Regions from separate parts of the Homo sapiens genome. Here region 2 is linked to region 1. A link is an interaction called in ENCODE POLR2A ChIA-PET data of the cell type or tissue named here. Cell type or tissue: PC-9. All regions are shown on one strand. Region 1 overlaps ADPRHL1 (ADP-ribosylhydrolase like 1). Region 2 overlaps MCF2L (MCF.2 cell line derived transforming sequence like).

Region 1 (2,500 bases):
CCACTGCAGTCCAGCCTGGGCGACAGAGCAAGACTCCGTCCCAAAAAAAAAGCAAATTATAGTGCTGTGACAGTAGTCACCCGGGATGTGCCAGCAGCAGCAGCACACGCTGAGCTGGGGGCTCCCAGAATCCCCCAACCAGTGAAACCCAGAGCACAGAACATGCTGAGCCGGGAGTAGACCCCGGAAGAAGGAACCACCCGCAGGTTCAAGGAACCCAAAGACAGCAGCACCTCTGGGGCTACCACGAGGGGCGGGGACCAGAGAGGGTGAGCGCAATAGTGGGCGGTGGGCGCAGGACTTTGTGACGAGAAGGGGCAGCCCAGGGGAATGGCAGGACAGCAGGGAGCAGGGGAGTGGCCAGGCCAGACCCAGGGAGGAACTTGGTTAATGATGATTGCAAAACACAAAGGCTCTGTGAAGGGGGCTGTGGAAACCCCTCTCGCTCCCGCCAAGGGCGTCATCCTGAACCGCGGACGCCTCCGACAGCCACAGGTCCATGGCTGAGGACACCTCAGCAAGGCGGGGCTCACCCCAAAGAGGACTTTGTAGCTCTGGCCGAATCCCCTAATCCTCAGCCAATAAACCCAGAAGAGCATCCTGATCTCTGTGAGTGAAAACGTGTCTCAGATGATCACGCTGCGGGGTGAAAGCCGGCTGTGACAGCTGAAGAGCTGGACCGGGTGGCCAAGTACGTCCTCCACGCTCACCGCTGGTTGCTGGCCAGGTCTTGATGACACGCTGACCTCATAAGTGGTTACAGACTTAGATGTGCGGTGGAAGAGCTAAACTGGATTTTGAGCCACTATGACTCATAAGGAGGACATGCAGCTAGTCCAACCTATGAGGATCCACTGACATGGCCCCACCACCCAGAACAGACGCTCAGCCTCGACAAGGGGCTCCGAGTGTGGGGAGTGGTCCCGTCACCAAGCTGCCCACCACCTGAGGCCAGGGCAATGGGAATTTAGAAATCAGCCTGGAGCTCCATTACTCTCTTCATCCAAGCTCGCCTCCTAACAAGGCAGGAGGATGAGCTGGTTTAATTCCAGCTCTGTTTTTCATCTTTCTATTTGGACGGTGGGGCTCAGAAGCCATCAGCGAGGGATGTGGGAAGGGGCGGATTGACGTCACACGTGGCTGAGCCTGGTGGCCTTTATTCAGATGATCAGAATGTCCCCACCACAAGCAGTCAGCATGGTTCAGTCATCCGAATGACTCACCTGCAAAGTCATTAAGACAACTGAAATGCCCAGAGCGGGGACAAAACGTGTGACAGGCTCTGAGAAGTTCAGCCTCCTGGGGTGAAGGGAGCGCAGCCCTCCACGGGCCGCCAAGTCATAGCAGAGGGGACGTGTCCAGAGACGCCCGGCGGAAGGCAGGTAGGGCCGCTGACCCTTCGCTGGGGGTGCAGCCTTCAGAGGGAGCACAATGCCCCCAGGCTGGTCCCCCAACCCCGAGGTCGGCCTGCTCCTCTGCCCTCCCCATCCCCACGGCGCAGTTGAGGGTGCGCCTGTCGACTCTGGGTTCAGGGGGGTGTGGGCGGCCTCTGGCTGGGGCAGTTCTGGGGCCGCCCGGGATCACTTTACCAGCCATAGGGACACAGCGGCTCCTTCCTGGGTGGGCTCCAATGACTCAGAACGAGGGCGTGCCTGGCAGCAGGACGCACAGCTGCTCCTTGGATTAGTTTATTTTTACAGTCGTCCCAGCTCGCAGCACACTGTGGCCTTGCAGCAGGTTCCGAGTTTAGTTTTCGTGTAAATGTCTCATCCTTGGCAGGTTTGGAAGGAGCGCCGTCTGCCTCAGTGGTTCCGAGTGGGGTCCCCGGACCAGCGGCCTCGGAATCACCAGGGACTCGTTAAAATGCAGATTCCCAGGCCCCTCCCCAGACCGTGGATCAGAGGCGTTGGTGGTGCGGCCCCAAAATCCGGGTCTCAGCAAGGCCTCTTGATCCACTGATGCCCACCGGGGTTTGGGGGCGAACGGCACACTCTCTCCACGTGAACTCACTGAACCGGGCGAGGGAGGCGTCTCGGGAAGGTGGGGGAAGCGGAGTCCTGTGTTCCATCTGCGGCCCTGCCACTCCTCCGTGTGGGGTCCGTCCTGGCCCTGGGTCATCGCGTGCCCACGGCAACACGGCTACGTGGTCATGTGGTCAGCCGCTGTCACCTCCTCCATCAGGGCTGCTTGGCAACAGCTTTTAACAAGGAAATCCATCCATGGCTTCAAAACAGAGCTCTCTCTTTTGGAAAAATGCAGACAAACACAAAAAGAGAAGTATGTTCACACATTTCCTTCCGGTCTCTTTTCAGCCTGCTCAGCTTCTTCCTTTTTTTTTTTTTTTTTTTTGAGACGGAGTCTCGCTCTGTCGCTCAGGCTGGAGTGCAGTGGTGCGATCTCGGCTCACTGCAAGCTCTGCCTCCTGGGTTCACGCCATTCGCCTGCCTCAGCCTCCCAAGTAGCTGGGACTACAGGCGCCCGCCACCACGCCCGGCTGATT
Region 2 (2,500 bases), 360 kb after region 1:
CACCCAAACACACAGCACCCACTCAGCGCCGAAACACTCAGCACCCAAACACTCAGCACCCAAACACACAGCACCCACTCAGCACCCACTCAGCGCCGAAACACTCAGCACCCACTCAGCACCCAAACACACAGCACCCACTCAGCACCCACTCAGCGCCGAAACACTCAGCACCCAAACACACAGCACCTAAACACTCAGCACCCAAACACACAGCACCCAAACACTCAGTGCCAAAACACTCAGCACCCAAACACACAGCACCCACTCAGCGCCGAAACACTCAGCACCCACTCAGCACCCAAACACACAGCACCTAAACACTCAGCACCCAAACACTCCGCACCCACACAGCACCCAACCACTCAGCACCCAAACACACAGCACCCAAACACTCAGCACTCACTCAGCGCCAAAACACTCAGCACCCAAACACACAGCACGCAAACACTCAGCGCCCACTCAGTGCCCACTCAGCACCCAAACACACAGCACCCACTCAGCACCCACTCAGCGCCGAAACACTCAGCACCCAAACACTCAGCACCCAAACACACAGCACCCACTCAGCGCCGAAACACTCAGCACCCAAACACACAGCACCCACTCAGTGCCAAAACACTCAGCACCCAAACACACAGCACCTAAACACTCAGCACCCAAACACTCCACACCCACACAGCACCGAAACACTCAGCACCCAAACACACAGCACCCAAACACTCAGCACCCAAACACACAGCACCCAAACACTCAGCACCCAAACATGGACCAGGTCACCTGCCTTGTAGGAATTAAAACCAGAGATGTGCCCCTGCCCCTTGTGCATAAACTAAGGGCTCGGTCACTGGGCGGCTGCCCTCCCCGTCCAGGGCAGGTGGACAATGTCCTGTCACTGGGTGGACACTGCACACCTTTCCCACAGGACCCCTCCCATGGAGACCTCTGCTTCATCTGCATTGCGTGGGGAGGGCAGGGACCACGGCCCTCAGTGGCCGGCACACTTGGCAGGTCCTCTGCGGGTGTCTGCTGCGGAGTGGATGAGGGAGGGGAGGCTGATGGCTTCCGGGGGACTCTCCTGTCTCCGCTGCTCTCCACACCCATTCTCTCCAGCCTCGGCCCCCAGGGAAGTGCTCTGGAGGGGCCCTGCATCTGCGCCCTCTCTGCCCCACCATCTCACACGACGCCTGGACATAGACTAAGGCCACAGCCATTCACCTTCTGCAGGGAGCACGTGTGGGTAAGATGCTGTGACGGACAGGCTGAATTACAAGCAGGGAATCGTGAGCTGAGCATCTGCCAGGAGTGTGATCCTGGTGGACGAGGCGCCTGGGCAGTCCTCCTTCGAGAAGCAAGCCCCAAAGAGTGGGACGCCCCAGGGCAGATTCTGTGTCTCAGCAAGGGGCGGACTGAAAATCCCTCACACTGCTGTGAAATTGGACACCACTATTTACGGAAAACCAGTCTTTTTCTGATGGTGCGATGAATCACGCTCTTCTACGTTTCACTGTCGTTTTTATCACCTGGATCTTTAAGGACAAGCTGAGAGCCTGAAGCTCAGAGATGAAGCCAGGTGTGTGTGTGTGTGTGTGTGTGTGTGTGTGTGTGTGTGTGTGTGTGTGTGTGTGTGTGTGTGGCGGGGGGGGGGGTCCACGTCTCCAGCAGGTGCAACTATTTGCCCCTAAAGCCTCTGGGAGTGAAGCATACCCCTGCAGCAAGGCTGGTCCCTGAGGCTCTGCCAGCATCAAACATGACCCCCTCTTCCTTGGCTCAGTTTTAGGGTTTCGTATTTTAAGTTATTGGATCATTATATTAAATAGAATAAATTGGAAGATCCTAGCTGAGTGAGAAGGTGCTAACGATGTACACAAACACATACTTTGAATAAATATAACAGCAAATAAAATTTTCTCTGAATTGGAGTTGACCGTTTGTATTAAAAGCTGGGGAAAGTTCTAAAATAAAAACTTTATTTTAAAAGATGGGGGTAAGTATAAATGGTAACTGGATGAAGAATTTGGGATGGAGGCTGTCAAGTCTTTTTGTAAATTACTCAACAGTAAAGTAATCCTATAGGTTTCTATCTAACATGAAAACAATATTGCTCATTTTCTGGGCTGACCTGGATGAACTTAGGAACAGATATGTGTGATGACCACAGCACTGTAGTCTGGAGATAGAAAAAGAGTTCACTGGTTTCTGAGTTAATATTCTTAGAGACTCAGAAAACAATCGCTGCATGTATTTACCAATGCAGCTAAAGCAACAGGACATGCTGGGAACTTTGTAGAACTGGGTACTTTGGGGAACCCTGTTTGAAAAACCCTCCCCAAGTTCAAATCACCTTCCTTAAGGTCTGCTCCAAGCCACACCTATCCAGCTTGACATTATATATTTAATTTCAGAGCAACTGAAACCTCACCAACTACATTTGTCTGACAGTAGCCAAACAGTAAACACAAGTTTATATAAAAAATATGCATTTGAAAGTTTGTTTGTG

Evidence for each region. Peaks named below come from ENCODE experiments on the same cell type or tissue, not always from the same donor. Only the 100,000 strongest peaks of a DNase experiment are listed, where the experiment ranks them.
Region 2: POLR2A ChIA-PET joins it to region 1 with 12 read pairs; 1 of 35 experiments calls an interaction of 5 or more read pairs at or near these places.

Annotation. Positions count from the first base shown.
Region 1 is chr13:113,409,738-113,412,237 of GRCh38, reverse strand. All of the region lies in intron 7 of ADPRHL1 (ADP-ribosylhydrolase like 1), which reads left to right. Among named protein-coding and RNA genes, the nearest start is that of ADPRHL1, 42 kb to the left of the region's middle. RefSeq lists enhancers at 628-1,827, 1,537-2,072. In PC-9, no CTCF peak of the experiment used is centred here; DNase peaks (open chromatin) are centred at 767 and 1,217; H3K4me3 peaks cover 1,256 bases; H3K27ac peaks cover 946 bases.
Region 2 is chr13:113,054,519-113,057,018 of GRCh38, reverse strand. The region is part of intron 4 of MCF2L (MCF.2 cell line derived transforming sequence like); the gene reads right to left. Among named protein-coding and RNA genes, the nearest start is that of F7, 50 kb to the left of the region's middle. In PC-9, no CTCF peak of the experiment used is centred here; a DNase peak (open chromatin) is centred at 1,448.